Regions from separate parts of the Homo sapiens genome. Here region 1 is linked to region 2. Evidence: read pairs that join two places in POLR2A ChIA-PET (ENCODE). Cell type or tissue: endothelial cell of umbilical vein. All regions are shown on one strand.

The links. ChIA-PET counts read pairs that join two places held together with the same protein. Peaks named below come from ENCODE experiments on the same cell type or tissue, not always from the same donor. Only the 100,000 strongest peaks of a DNase experiment are listed, where the experiment ranks them.
Region 1: POLR2A ChIA-PET joins it to region 2 with 8 read pairs; 2 of 35 experiments call an interaction of 5 or more read pairs at or near these places.

What each region holds. Positions count from the first base shown.
Region 1 is chr2:38,615,609-38,623,608 of GRCh38, reverse strand. No RefSeq gene overlaps it. Among named protein-coding and RNA genes, the nearest start is that of HNRNPLL, 17 kb to the right of the region's middle. In endothelial cell of umbilical vein, no CTCF peak of the experiment used is centred here; a DNase peak (open chromatin) is centred at 3,128; H3K27me3 peaks cover 149 bases.
Region 2 is chr2:38,361,813-38,369,812 of GRCh38, reverse strand. The region is part of intron 1 of ATL2 (atlastin GTPase 2); the gene reads left to right. Among named protein-coding and RNA genes, the nearest start is that of ATL2, 11 kb to the left of the region's middle. In endothelial cell of umbilical vein, no CTCF peak of the experiment used is centred here; a DNase peak (open chromatin) is centred at 3,762.

The DNA.
Region 1 (8,000 bases), 250 kb before region 2:
CAGCTAATTTTTGTATTTTTAGTAGAGACGGGGTTTTGCCATGTTGGCCAGGCTGGTCTTGAACTCCTGACCTCACGTGATCCACCCGCCTCAGCTTCCCACAGTGCTGGGATTATGGGAGTGAGCCACTGTGCCAGAGAAATTTTTTAAAATGGTGTGTGTGTGTTTTTTTTTTTTTTGAGATGGAGTCTCGCTCTGTCGCCCAGGCTAGAGTGCAGTAGCGTGATCTCGGCTCACCACAACCTCCGCCTCCCAGGTTCACCCCATTCTCCTGCCTCAGCTTCCCGAGTAGCTGGGACTACAGGCTCCCGCCACCAGGCCCGACTAATTTTTTGTATTTTTAGTGGAGACAGGGTTTCACCATGTTAGCCAGGATGTTCTTGATCTCCTGACCTCATGATCTGCCTGCCTCGGCCTCCCAAAGTGCTGGGATTATAGGCGTGAGCCACCACGCCCGGCCTAAATGGAGTTTTTAAACTGTTCTACACTAGAGGATGAACAGCCTGCTTTCTGTAGACCTCCTGATTACGTTATCCTTGATCTTATATACATTAGACTCTGGTTGGAGAGAAAAATACACACACACGCCAAACAGATTCCATTATTCTCAGTTTAGAAAAAAAACCTCATTAAATTTGTAGGTAGTACCTTAGTGATAGTGCTGATAGGAGGTGAACTAAATTCAAGAATGTCTGTTGAATCCATTACCTGCACTGAAAAAAAAAAAACCGGGATTTTACGCTTATACAGGGCCATTTTGACCTGGCTACATCAAAATGGCTGCTTAAAAATGTCCTGCTTCAGACTTGTGTTGTATTCGGTCTTGCAAACACATCCTATCCTGACCACCTCACTCCCTGCTCCTTAAAACTATACCCTAAAGAACACAGGAGCATTTGCCTGTGACACAGATCAGGAAGAATCCATTCACAAACAACCATAACAATATGCTTTTTACACATACTAGGAGCAGAGGTAAAGCCTATGCAAATTATTTTTCTTCATCATATCTTTTAGGTATAATTTTAAAATTCTAGACATTCAACGATCTGCAGGTGATTGGTAATACTATTTTGCTGGCTGCACAATGTGAAAATACTATAGCATATAATGAGAAGTAGGGAACAATTCTATCTTTTGTGGTCAAGGCCCTCACATGTCAGACATGTTGTGGTTTTCTTCTGCAAAAGAAGCGGGAGGTGGAATAGGGAAGTAAGGAGAAAAGGGAAATGACTGAAGAGATTCAGTCATTCATTCAACAAATACTCATTGAGCCCTACTGTGTTCCAGCACTATTCCAGGCACTGTTAATAGAAGCAAAACAAAGATCTCTGCATTTGGAATTCTAACTGGAATAAGGTTATACCGGACATGAGTATGGGAACTGTTGGTGCATAATGATGTGTAATGTTCTCATTTGAGTCTATAGTATACTTCTTATAGCTACGTTGGAACATACCGTAGATATTAAATGCAAATATTCACCTATGAGAATTCTTTTTTTGAGACGGAGTCTCGCTCTGTCGCCCAGGCCGGACTGCAGTGGCGCTATCTGGGCTCACTGCAAGCTCCATCTCCTGGGTTCACGCCATTCTCCTGCCTCAGCCTTCCGAGTAGCTGGGACTACAAGCGCCCGCCACCGCGCCCAGCTAATTTTTTTGTATTTTTAGTAGAGACGGGGTTTCACCGTGTTAGCCAGGATGGTCTTGATCTCCTGACCTCGTGATCCGCCCACCTCGGCCTCCCAAAGTGCTGGGATTACAGGCGTGAGCCACCGCGCCCTGCCGAGAATTCTTACAGCAATTGTGGTGGTGCTGTTCTTGATGCCATTGGTGAGCCAACATTTACCACATACAAGAAGGTGTGTAGAAACCCAAAACTGAAATTAGAGGTAGGAAATATGGCTGGAAAATGTTATAGAAATGCCATATATATATTTTTTTTTCAATTTTGTGAGCATTTATTTGTTAATTTCTAAAGTTCTCGCTCCCTTTAAAATATGTCCCTTCTTCCCCCCCAACTTTTATTCCAGCTGCAGGGGGTATATGTGCAGGTTTTATACATGGGTAAATTGCATGTCACAGGGGTTTGGTGTTCAGATTATTTTCTCACCCAAGTAATAAGCATAGTACTCGACAGGTAGTTTTTTGATCCTCACCCTCCTCCCACTCTTCACCCTCGAGGAGGCTCCAGTGTCTGTTGTTCCTTTATTTATGTCCATGTATACTTAATGTTTAACTCCCACTTCTAAGTGAAAACATGCAGTATTTGGTTTTCTGTTCCTGAGTTAATTTGCTTAGGATAATGGTGTCCAGCTCCATCCATGTTGCTGCAAAAGACATGATTGCATTCTTTTTTATGGCTGCATAGTATTCCAGGGTGTATATTACCACATTTTCTTTAACCAGTCCACCACTGATGGTCATCTAGGTTGAATTCCATCTCTTTATAGCCTCATATTTTTGTGGTACTGTGGCTTCTTCCTGGTCTTTGTTACAGGAAAGACATTTAAGTGATGTCAGCTATAAAAAGGCTAAAGTTTGTCATCTGAAAGATAAAACACCAGAATCTCTACCTTTAGTTTCATCAACATTTTCCAGGTCTTTCTTCTATATCACCACCTAAAAATCACTTATGATCTTATGAAAGTATAAATTCCAGAGAACAACAATTTGTTTTGAAGACTGTGATAGACACTGCTAGTTACCTGTTTAGTGACCATTTCCCACTTCTTTCTTGTTGAGATAATTCTAATTTTATTAGGGCAGCAATGGCAGTTCCTGGTATAGATACGAACTTTTCCAGCCAAATCGGGGGCCACGTGACATGGTTCTGGCCAATAAGATGATACAATAAAGAAAGATATAGTTGGTACCATCTTTGCCTTCTTTTTTCCCTCTGTGGCCTTGAACAATATATATGTGATTCCTGAAACTGCAACAGCTATCTTGGACCCTGAAGAAAAGAGTGGAAAATTACAGAGGTGCCATTTCTGCCACGATTGAGATATTGAATCAATGCCTGCAGCTGCTACCTCCAACTCCTTGTTATGTCACAAAAATAAACGGCTGTTTGTTTAAGCCATTGTAGTCTGGTTTTCTGTTACTTGTAGTTGAATGTTATCCTTGGCGATATGAGACTGTAGCCATAGCAGCACTAACTCTGTTGATCAAACAGCTTCACAAACAGTGATTGTAACTTGACTTTACTCTTTCCAGGGTCAAGAACTCTCTGGTTTCTAACATCTGAATTCCATTTTTCTCTGTTTATTTTGGTATTTGTGTTTCATGTTGCAGACCGTTTTGAAATGTCTGGGATCCTTGGCTGGCTATTATTTTTAAGAGTGCCTCCTAAAAAGCCTCTTTGGAAACTCTGGGTGCATTGGCAATGTGTGTTGCCTAAAGGGCTTTTCTGTAGGATGATTAGATGGTGGACCAGCTTTATTATTGGGGAACCCTGTAATGTCAGAGCCTGAAGGCCTTTTCTCTCGGACTATCCAGTTTCTCCAGAGGATTGATTAGGTTTGGTGGTGGTGGGGCACGGGGTGGGGGTAGGTACATGCTTGGTTACTGGCATTTTGAGAGCAGGAAAGGGACATGCCTGACATGTTCACAGTTCGGTACATAGTCTCTTACATGAAACTACAGTTTTCAGGTCTGTAACTCATTTTGTCCTGCATGTAGCTTAATCTTCAAGTTCAGAGACTGCTGGGTTAATCAGAATATGAACCTCCATTCTCTTTTGGGGTAGTGAGCAGAGAGGGGTCTGGCTGCTTGAGAGTTGTTGAGGAGACTGGAAGTCCAACCATTTCCCACACATGTAGCCCTCCAATCTTAATAATCTTGGAGTCACAGCTTCACTTCTACCTTCTGTGGCTCTTGCTGCCTGCAAGCACTGAGACTCTTTACAGCTCATTACTCATTGAAATTCCCCGCCAAGATGCTTAGATTTCCACTTCCTCTATCCTATTAAGTCATTTTTACTTCTCCATTCACTTTCCATCTTCCCTAAGTTTGTTGAATATTCTTTGTTCTTGTTTCTTCTCCAACTTGTGGCTGGGGGCTAAAACCTCTTTTCTGTGTATTCCTTTACTATTGTGTCACTGGTGTTTGGGAGGAGGCACAGAAGTGTGGTCACTCTACCATGTTTTCCTTCCTTTTTCTAGTTAACTTTATTTTGAATCCCAGAATGTACGGTAGTGAGCATTTATCCTAGTCTGTTTTATGTTGCTGTAATGGAATATAACAGACTAGGTAATTTATAAAGAAAATGAATTTATTTCTTATAGTTCTGAAGGCTGAGAAGTCCAATGTTGGGGGGTCTGCATCTTATGAGGGCCTTCTTGCTGTGTTATAACCATGGCAGAAGGGCAAGCAAGCACACAGGACAAACAGACAGGATGGGGGCCAAACTTATCTATTTATCAGGAGCCCACTCCTGAGATAACATTTTTTTCAGGGCCTAATCATATCTTAAAGACTCCACCTCTTAATACTGTTACAATGGCAAATTAAGTTTCCAACACATGAATATTGGGAAACAGATTCAAACCATAGTAGCATCCCAATAGTTGGCTGTAGGAATGAAAACCCCTGAGAAGAATTGAATAGTTCAGCGGATTGTGGCAGGAGCTCAAATCACTTATTGGTGAAAGAAATCCTACCCAAACAGGTAGGATTACAAAAGAGGAATTCCAAAAGAGGAATTTATTGGTTCACTAAAGTGGGTGGTTCAAGTTGAATGGACACTTTTGATCTAAAGGAGAAATTCAGAGCGTGAATCTATTATGTAGGAGGAAGAAAAGCTCCTTAGGTTAGTTAGTAGAAGTAAAATGAGTTAAATCAGTAAATTCAGGGCAAAGTGAACCTGTCAGCCAGAAGTTTTAGAAAGGGAGAGAAAGCAAGGACACAAATTGGCAGAAATTGCAGAATGTTTATGTGAAAACAAATGCAAAGGGAGCCAAGAATCCATGGGAATTTCACCTGGTATGATTCAAGTTCCATTCAAGTTGTGGTGTGCTGTTTGCTCCCCTTCCAGTTCTGACAATAGCACACCCTCTTTATGATAATGACAAAGACCACATTGAATAAAGTCAACAACAATTAGGGGCAAAACTATAGGTGGTCTAGCTAACTGAACCTTGGGGGACTATCTGGAGTGGAGCTTTGAAAGTGATTTGTGCCACCGATAAAATAATAATATTGGCTGGGTGCACCGTGCCTGACACCTGTAATCCCAGCACTTTGGGAGGTCAAGGTGGGCTGATTGCATGAGCTCAGGAGTTTGAGACCAGCCTGGGCAACATGATGAAACCCTGCCTCTACAAAAAATACAAAAAAATTAGCCAGGCAAGGTGGTGTGCACCTGTAGTCCCAGCTATTTGGCGGGCTGAGGTGGGAAGATCACTTGCACCCAGGAGGTGGAGGCTGCAGTGAGCCGAGATCCTGCCACTGCACTCCAGCCTGGGCAACAAAGTGAGACCCTGTCTAAAATAAAATAAAATAAAATAAATAGAAGAATAATATCAGAAGGAAAACAATTTATGTTACATAAAAAGGTTTAGTTAGACTCTGCAGGCTTGATAGTGATTGTAGGTACTTCCAACTGTTGTCTCTCGCCCTGACTTTGGTCAAAGTTAACAAAGACAGTGAATTGTGTGTTTGTGTATTCTTATTGTCCCACCAGTTGTTTTGTTGGCACCACTGCCTGGAAGAAACCCCAGGAACCCAGAACTGGGAAATGCTGGGAGTCTCTACTCCTGATGACCTTGGGAAACTGGTCTGGATTGGAGCAATGAAGCCTACTGTTCCTGAGTGGATGGTAGGAGAAAAAAAGAGTCAATGTGGAACCAGCTTCAGACAGAACTGGGATCCAGGGGCTCAGATGATGTCTTTAGGGCTGTTTTTCTGTCTCCTAGCTCTGCTTACCTCTTGCAGCTTCATTCTGAGCTTCTCCAATCCCAGGCTCCTATGTTCTTAGCTTAGTAAATCTGGTAAAAAGAGCCAGTCTTTCCCAATAGCTCTGACAAAAAACTCCTGGGGTTGATTCTGATATGTTCTACTTGGTCACATATATCTCTCTGGAACAACCAAGCAGACTAGGGAAATGGGGAACTCTGGTTGGCTTTGTCGGGTCACTTGCCTACTCTTGTGATGATGGCTGTGTAGCCCCAAGTGAGAGTTCAGCTCCAGCTGAGACACATGGATCGGGTTCCTCACAGGAAAGAGAGTTCTATCATAAGAAGGAGGAACCTGGCTATTAAAAATGAGAGCTGTCCATTACAGGTTCACTTACCACCGATGGATTAGAATCTTGCCCTTGTGTGCTGGCTAGCATAGCCCCTAACACAGATCACCTCATTCAATATAAAACATTCTAAACTTTCAGAATGGACACAGAACTGATTTGTTCTATGTAGCTTTAAGTGAACTTTAATTCAGAGTAATGATCATAGTACCTGCAGAAGTGATGCTATTACACTGTTACTTCATAGCTTCATAATATTAACTTGACAATCTGGTAACTGTGACCACGGCAGTGGCCAATGGTGGAGGAATACTTTTAGAGTCGGGGATGTGTCTCTATTGGTTTGCAGTGCCCAGCCTACTTTGAGCTAGGCTTCATCTCACTGTCCTTCATTATCAAAAGTTTTTGATCCACTTATTGGAATTTTTTGTCCATTGAAAAATAATGTAATGATGACTGCTTATGTAAATTTTACCTAAAAATGTCTACCTATGAGAAAATAGAATTTGCTTTACATCTTATTTATAGCGAACTTTTATGAAATACTTATTTTTAAAGTGAGGGACACCTGTGAAATATAAAACTGGGAATTGGTGGTGTATTTTTTTTTTTGTAAATCAGAGGTAGTTGGAATGTTCCCATACCTAGTCAACCCATGGAAACCAAAAAAAGTCATAATAACACTAAATGCCTAACTGAAAGGTTTCAATAACTTCCCCTCACAAAATCTCCACCAGTTAATCTGGGAGTTGTGAGCAAGTTTCCTGTATGTCCTTAGGAACAAGTCTGCTCATGTTCCTATGAAGGTCCAGTCTCCTGGCAGAAGTCCCTTGTTCCAAATCTGTTGGATGGAGGCGCTGGCCCTGTTGATGGGGCCCTTCCTGTAATTTCTGATTTTCTGCTGCCCTGTGCTTCACAGCACTTGGTGGACTGCTTTGCTCCCACTGTGTAGAAATGAAGGCAACGCCTCCAGCCCACTCTACCCTTTATTACCTGGGTCTCAGTGCTGTACATGCTGAATCTGACAATATGGCATGAGAAAGTTCCTTTGTCTTCTAACACTGATCTTCATAAAGACCTAATTGGGTCCACAGGACCAAACGGGTTGGGGTAGAGTAAAGGTGGAAGAGCCGAGAGGCCATGTTTTTCTCTCCACTCTCTTGAGATTCTTGCTCATAGCCTTTTACCTTTTCCTTTCTTCCTCAGCCTCCAAATTCCCCCAAGCCTCCAGGCATAGCTCTCCAAGTCAAGCATCAAATACCCCTGCACTTATTTATGGAATCACATATATGCCTCAGAACAGGAAAGGGTGATTGTCAACCATCTACATCTGCCTCTCTGGCAAGGTTTAGGCACTGGGTTACCCACTTCTCAGATATATTGCTTTGTAGAATAATATTATTGAGACTTTCTAAAACAGTTTAAAATCACCTGTTCTACCGGAGCAAGGAATAGAATGGCCATTTGAATATTGACAATTTTATTCTTTCCCAACCCTACAGTGTTAGAGTAGCCTACACTCTTTGTTCTATATTACCTACTTATGTTACTCAGCACATGTTCACAACTGAAGCTCTATTTCTTGTGCTCAAATTCACTAAATGAGAGAATGAACACGGTAGAACATTCTGCGAATGTTAGACGCTGTAATCCTTAATACATTTTTAAAAATAAAATTGAGAATTGTCAAAATATTTTAAGTAACTTTCCCATTGACGCCAAACATACATTAAATTCTTACTCAAATCCAGTGT
Region 2 (8,000 bases):
TTAGAATTTTTTCAAGATGGCTATTAATAGCATCTTCATAAATTGCTGTTTTCTTTTTATCAGCACTTTAATTTTTATTTTTTATTTATGTACTTATTTTTGAGATAGGGTCTCAAATATGCAGCCTCCACCTTCTGGGCTCAAGTGAACCTCCTGCCTTAGTCTCCTGAGTAGCTGGGACTTACAGGTGTGTGCCACCATGCCTGGCTAATTAAAAAAAAAAAATTGGCCGAGCATGGTGGCTCACGACTGTAATCCCAGCACTTTGGGAGGCTAAGGCGGGTGGATGACAAAGTCAGGAGTTCGAGACCAGCCTGACCAACATAGTGAAACCCCGTCTCTACTAAAAAAATTTATTTATTTTTTCTTTGAGACAGAGTCTTACTCTGTCGCCCAGGCTGGAGTGCAGTAGAGCAGTCTCGGCTCACTCTACCTTCTGAGTTCAACTGATTCTCGTGCCTCTGCCTCCCAAGTAGCTGGGATTACAGGCATGTGCCACCACGCCCAGCTAATTTTGTATTTTTAGTAGAGATGGGGGTTTCACTATGTTGGTCAGGCTGGTCTTGAACTCCTGACCTCAGGTGATCCACCCACCTTGGCCTCCCAAAGTGCTGGGATTACAGGTGTGAGGCACTGCACCTGGCCTGACATGTACATTTTCAAGAAAAAGCTAGATCCATTCAGAAAGGTTTTACCCATTTATTCATCAGGGTTAGGTTTGTGCTTGTTTGCAAGTATCTTTGTTCACAGTGGGTGTTAATTAAAAATAAATGCCAACATATAGGTAAAAATGGGCATATTACAGTTTAATTTGCAATTTTTTGATTGTAGTTGATGTTGGAATAGTGATATGGAAATTGAAAATGTGAATTAGTTTATTTACTTTTTTAGAGATGAGGTATCACTATGTTGCCCAGGCTAGTCTCGAACTCCTGGGGTTAAGCGATCCTCCAACCTCCACCTCTCAGTGCTGGGATTACAGGCGTTAGTTACTGTGCCCAGCTCTGACTTCTTTTTATTAATTGCTTTTTAATATTTTTTGAGCATTTCCCAGTATTTCTTTTATTGTTTTGTAAAAGCCTGTTTGCATGCAGGAAATTATTTTTCATATTTGCTTTTTAATTTTGTATTTTTTTGGTGAGAATTGTGTGTGTTGGTTTCTTTCATGTTTTTCTTAAATAAATTGGCAATTTTTTTGAACTTATTAGTGGTAGTCTTAGTCTTTAGGCATGCTATTGGAGTGCTTTTAAAAAGTTGTTATGGCTGGGTGCAGTGGCTCATGCCTGTAATCCCAGCACTTTGGGAGGCCAAGGCGGGCGGATCACCTGAGGTGGGGAGTTCGAGACCAGCCTGACCAACATGGAGAAACCCCGCCTCTACTAAAAATACAAAATTAGCCGGGCGTGGTGGCACATGCCTGTAATCCCAGCTACTAGGGAGGCTGAGGCAGGAGAATCGCTTGAACCTGGGAGGTGGAGGTTGAGGTGAACTGAGATTGCACCATTGCGCTCCAGCCTGGGCAACAAGAGTGAAACTCCGTCTCAAATTAAAAAAAAAAAAAAAAAGTCCTTATTTTAGAGTCCAGGTGCGGTGGCTTACGCCTGTAATGCCAGCACTTTGGGAGGCTGAGGTGGGTGGATCATGAGGTCAGGAGATAGAGGCCATCCTGGCTAACACAGTGAAACCCCATCTCTACTAAAAATACAAAAAATTAGCCGGGCGTGGTGGCAGGCGCCTGTAGTCCCAGCTGTTGGGGAGCCTGAGGCAGGAGAATGGTGTGAACCCGGAAGGTGGAGCTTGCAGTGAGCCGAGATTGCGCCACTGCACTCCAGACTGGGAGAGAGAGCGAGACTCCTCAAAAAAAAAAAAAAGTTGTTTTAGGCCGGGCGTGGTGGTTTACGTTTGTAATCCCAGCACTTTAGGAGGCCAAGGTGGGAGGATCACCTGAGGTCAGAAGTTCGAGACCAGCCCGGACAACATGGTGAAACCCCATCTCTACTAAAAATACAAAAATTAGCTGGGCATGGTGGCAAGCGCCTGTAATCCCAGCTACTCCAGAGGCTGAGGCTGGAGAATCACTTGAACCCTGGAGGCGGAGGTGGCAGTGAGCCGAGATCGCGCCATTGCACTCCAGCCTGGGTGAAAAGAGTGAAACTCCGTCTCAAAAAAAAAAAAAAAGTTGTTTTAAATGGGCGGTTTTTTTTTTTTTTTTTTTTTTGAGATGGATTCTTGCTCTGTTCCCCGGGCTGGAGTGCAGTGGCTCACTGCAAGCTCCGCCTTCCGGGTTCATGGTATTCTCCTGCCTCAGCCTCTGTAGTAACTGGGACTACAGGCGCCCGCCACCATGCCCGGCTAATTTTTTTTTGTATTTTTAATAGAGACGGGGTTTCACCGTGTTAGCCAGGATGTTCTCGATCTCCTGACCTCGTGATCTGCCCGCCTTGGCCTCCCAAAGTGCTGAGATTATAGGCATGAGCCACCGCGCCCGGCCTTAAATTGTTAATCATATATTGATTGTTTATTCGTATCTCTTTTTATTGTCGGAGAGTGGGCATCTGTTTCAGTGCCTAGTAGCGTGGTAGAAGAAAAGCAAGCTTAGAAGCTAGGTTCAGATCTCTACAAATAAGTTTTAGTTTCTTAAAACCTAAAAAAAAACCTACCTGAAAAGTTCTAAGATTAAAAGATAATGTCTTGGCTGTGTGCGGTGGCTCGTGCCTTTAATCCCAGCACTTTGGGAGGCTGAGGCTGCAGGATGGAGCTGAGCCTGGGCGACATAGTGAGACTCTGTTGCTAAAAAAAATAATAATAGTAATAAAGATAATGTCTTAAAGTGTTTGGCATGTACTAAGTGCACAAAGTTATCATCTCTTCTCTTGAGGGTAGGACATGAAGGGGCTGGGGTTAGTTTTCTTTTGGGACTAGAGGCCGGAATGGGACAGGCAAATAGAGGACCATACTTAGACAAATAATTAGCTTTTTTCCCTTGATAGTTTTAGTTGACATACTGTGTACCTACCTTATAAAAGGGCTTTTGAGCTGCTTATAGTGAATACCTACAAAAAATAATGTAGACAGATGCTTGTTCTAAGCTTTCACGTAGATCATAGAGACTTTATGCATATTTGTGAGTTAAGTTTATCGTTAAGCTTATATGTTCTGAAGTAGAAATTGCCGTGTGCTAGAGTTGTTGAGGAATACTTCATGGAAGAGGGAGGCTTTGTCGTGCTTTGAAGAATGGGTAGATCTTAGAGAGCAAAGTGTAGGCTATGCCACTGGTTTGAAGATAAAAAAGATAGGCAGTATTTTGGTAACTTTTTATGACATAATTTAAACATTTGACCCTGATTTCTGAGAATTTTCAATCTAAAAGAGATGCTTAAAAAATACTTAAAAGCAATTAGATAGAGGCAACTGAAAGACCAAATGGTATTAGAGTATGTTTAATAAAAAAAGGAATGGGGCTATTTTCCTGTAGCCAAATAGAGCAAATAATTGGTTTAAGTAACTGGATAATTCCTGGAAAAATTATCTGAGGAGCTCAAAATGCAACTTAAAAACTGTGCTAACATCTCCTTCCTTCATCCTGTTTTTGAGCGTGTGTGTTTATTTACTACAAGGAATCCTGTCATGTACCCTCAAATTGCCAAACTAAGAGGGGACAAAAGGAGAGTATAGTGCGAAGCTCTGACTTTATCTTTGTTTTTTTTTTTTTTTTCAAATTAGTCACATTTTATCTAGTTGGAGGGGTGTTTATTTGTCTCCTTTTGGCACCATTCCCTTCTTTTCACGGCTGCTCTTGTAGTAGGAATTTTGTCTGTATTGAGCCAAGTCTGGAATTTGAGTGAATACTTACCTCTTTTTTTTTGAGACAGAGTTTAGCTCTTGTCGCCCAGGCTGGAGTGCAATGGCGCGATCTTGGCTCACTGCAACCTCTGCTTCCCAGATTCAAACCATTCTCCTGCCTCAGCCTCCCGAGTAACTGGGATTTTAGGTACACACCACCACACCTGGCGAATTTTTTTCTTTTTGAGATGGAGTCTCATTCTGTCACCCAGGAATGATCTCTGCTCACTACAACCTCTGCTTCCAGGGTTCAAGTGATTCTCCTGCCTCAGCCTCCCAAGTAGCTACTCCCAAGGGACTACAGGTACCCGCCCTCACGCCTGGCTAATTTTTTTGTATTTTTAGTAGAGATGGGGTTTCACTATGTTGGGCAGGCTGGTCTCGAACTCCTGACCTCGTGATTCACCCACCTTGGCCTCCGAAAGTGCTAAGATTACAGGTGTGAGTCACTGCTCCTGGCCAATTTTTTGTATTTTTAGTAGAGACAGGGTTTCACCATGTTGCCAAGGCTGGCCTTGAACTCCTGACCTCAGGTGTTCTGCCTGCCTCGGCCTCCCAAAGTGCTGGGATTACAGGTGTGAGCCACTGTGCCCGGCCTTCTCTTTTTTTAAACTGCTGCTGTAACAGTCATCTGAGGTAGAGAGATGTGGCAGAATGGAACTTAGTGTCTAAATTTCCAGAGTATTGGCTTAAAGCTTTTTGAAATTTGTCATAGTAGCCCTATTCGATCTAAGTGTCTATTCTAAATTTAAATATTCTAAATTTGTGTGTGTGTGTATTTGTGTGTGTGTGTGTGTGTGTATTTGTGTGTGTGTGTGTGTGTGTGTGTGTGTGTATGATTCCCTTGCTAACTGGCTATCCCAAATTTCAGAGTTCTTTTATGGCTTGATACTTTACAACTCTTAAAGTAATTTTTTTTTTTTTTTGAGACGGAGTCTCGCTCTGTACCCCAGGCTGGAGTGCAGTGGCGTGATCTCAGCTCACTGCAAGCTCCGCCTCCCGGGTTCACGCCATTCTCCTGCCTCAGCCTCCCTAGTAGCTGGGACTACAGGCGTGTGCCACCACGCATGGCTAATTTTTTGTATTTTTAGTAGAGACGGAGTTTCACCGTGTTAGCCAGGATGGTCTCAATCTCCTGACCTCGTGATCCACCCGCCTCAGCCTCCCAAAGTGCTGGGATTACAGGCGCAAGCCACTGTGCCTAGCCAACAAAGTTATTTTTTGAGCCTAAAAGAGAATTCTTAAACTATATGCCTGAGTCAAGGAAACCTTCTGTGTTTTCGATTAATTCTTGATCCGTGTGCTACAAAATCTTGGAGCTCTTAGAGTCATTGTACTAAAAATACTTCCGGAAATAGGAATGTAGTACATTGTCGTTTTATAAGGCATGTAAGAAAAGTGAGTGTTTCATATAACAAATATGGAATAATTTGGCCTAAGGCCACAGAGAATGATGTTTAAGAACTAGCTCTTCCATTTTTACTGTCACCTCTTGACTTTGGGCTTCTCACTTTATATTCGGGCTCTTGAAATTGCCTTATATCTGATTTGCGCATTACACTTCTTACTCATCACTTTGAGTTTATCTCTGCAACACAGCTTTGACTCTCTCTCCTCTGCTCTGAAATTGTCAGTGGTATTCCTCAGGGTTGATGTCCAACATTCTCAGACTATACTTTTATTTTTATTTTATTTTATTTTATTTTTTGAGATGGAGTCTCACTCTGTTGCCCAGGCTGGAGTGCAGTGGTACAATCTCGGCTCACTGCAACCTCTGCCTCCCGGGTTCAAGTGATTCTTCTGCCTCAGCCTCCTGAGTAGCTGGTATTACAGGCATCCGCCACCACGCCCGGGTAATTTTTGTATTTTTAGTAGAGACAGGGTTTCACCATGTTGGTCAGGCTGGTCTCCAACTCCTGACCTCATGATCTGCCTGCCTTGGCCTCCCAAAGTGCTGGGATTACAGGCGTGAGCCACTGTGCCCGGCCTAGACTACATTTTTAAAGTTAGCCTTAATCTGATCCTCAGGGCTTAAGAGGTGCAGCCGTCTTCAGAATGTCTTTATTGATAACCCTAGTTTAGATAATCCAAAAAGGGCTACTTTTGTACTCAAATAGCATTTCCTTTATTTTACAGTATCCTTTTATACTTTTTGTGTTAGAACCGTTAAGAGTAAAGACTGTTATTATTGAATTATACTTCTGTCTAGTATAGTGCCTTGCTCTCTAGTTACCAGTGTGAAGTAGGTAGGATGGGAGGTCTTCCTCGTAATTCATGACAGATTGGATAGTAGGTGTCCTGAGAATTGTTGGAGTTGGTGAATAGGAAACAGTGAGTTACACATTTACTTATATTTAAATATATGTGCTTATCTTGCCAAAGATGGGCAAATATACTTTTATTGCATCTTATATTTTAAAGGTATGCAATTTAATACTTGCCCTTCTAGAAAGTTTATGAAGAAAAAATTGTTCCCCAAATATTGGGAGACTGTGTAAATGATTTGCTGACTGTATAAATACATATTAACTAGGGAATTTTTGGAAAAATAGCTGTATGCCAAGATTTGTTATAAAGATGATAAATAACCCCCCCCCCCACCTTTTTAATAAACAACTTGTATTTTTGGTAGCTTTTTTCAGGTTTCTAGAAGTACTGAGCATATAAGAATTCAGATCTGAGTTTATTCAGCAGACATGCTCATTTGATAATAAAGATGCTAACAGTTTGGCTTAGTTGGAGGATGATGCATTTTGACAATTAGAAAGACCTGGTTGTGCATCCTCAGTTGATTACTTACAAAATGTGTATCCTCGCAGATTGCTTTATCTGAGCTTCAGTGTACTCCTTTATGGAAACAAGGAAACTCATAGCTACTCCACAAAGTGATTTTGAGGTTTAAAGAGATAATAGGCACATAGTCGGCACTCTGTGTTTTTCACTCTTCTGTAGTAAAAGCTACAACACCTAAAATTATTTCATACAGTGAATTATTTTGAGGGATGAGAAAGTTACTAATAATGTTTTCCTCTTTTCCTCCAGATGTCCATGTCTTTCAGTTCTTTGCTCAAATGTCATCTTGTAGGAGAAGTTATCTGTGACTACTGTCTTCAATGACAACTCCTGCCTCCATTTCCCTTGGCTCGCTTTACTTTTCTCTGTAGCACTTAACACTAGCTGACATCACACATATGTTTTCTATTGCTCTGTCTTTAGGATGTAAACTCCTAAGGGCAGGATTTTTGTTGTTGTTCTTAATTTTGTTTTACTACTGAATCTGTAGTTCTCAGAACTGTGTTGTAGGTGTTCAGTGACTATTGAAAGAATAAAGATTTATGCACCTCCAGTTCTAGACCTTTCACCCCTTGTGTCAGAATTAGCATGGTGCTGGTTAGTGGGGTGCTTGTTAAAAATGTAGATTTCTGGACTCCATGGATCAGCTGAATCAGACTCTGGAGGTGGGGTCTAAGAATCTGTATTCTGAGCCAGTTACCCAGATGGTTCTTAAACTCTAGTGGGTGTGAGACTCACTGTTGTACGGTGTGGCTGTGGCTAATTAAATATTGACAGTATTAACTCAGTCATAGGCCCATGATAAATAATTGAATTACAAATGTGTTGACCATTCTTTAGTAAGCAGTTTTTTGCCCCGTGATATGTCTGGTAAGGAAGGGTTATGTGTATTTGTAATTGTGATTATTTTGGTTGCTCTAGTTTTTTCCTAAACATCTAGTTTAATCTGGAACTTTAGGGAGCTAGAAATCTCAAATACCAGATGTTAGCGAATCCACCTTTCCCAAGCAAAAACAAGCCCTTTAAACCTATTCTTATTCTGCGCTTGTAGTTTTTTACTCATAAGAGTCGATTAGCTAATACTAGGGATTTATTTTAAATGATAAGCATCATTATGTGGACTGATTTGAGTCTCCTTTCTATGGCTGTATCACTGGGGAACAGTGATTGATCTGTTTAAGAATTATCCTATAACATCGAATAGCAGTTTGGTATAGTGGAAACAGCATGGGTTTAAAAGATAGAAATCTTGATGCATGCATTACCTTTTAACTGTAGAATCTTAAATAATTTTTAAAAAAACATCTTCGAAGATCCACATTTCCTCTCTGTGAAATGGGACTAATAGCTAAGTTACTGGGTTG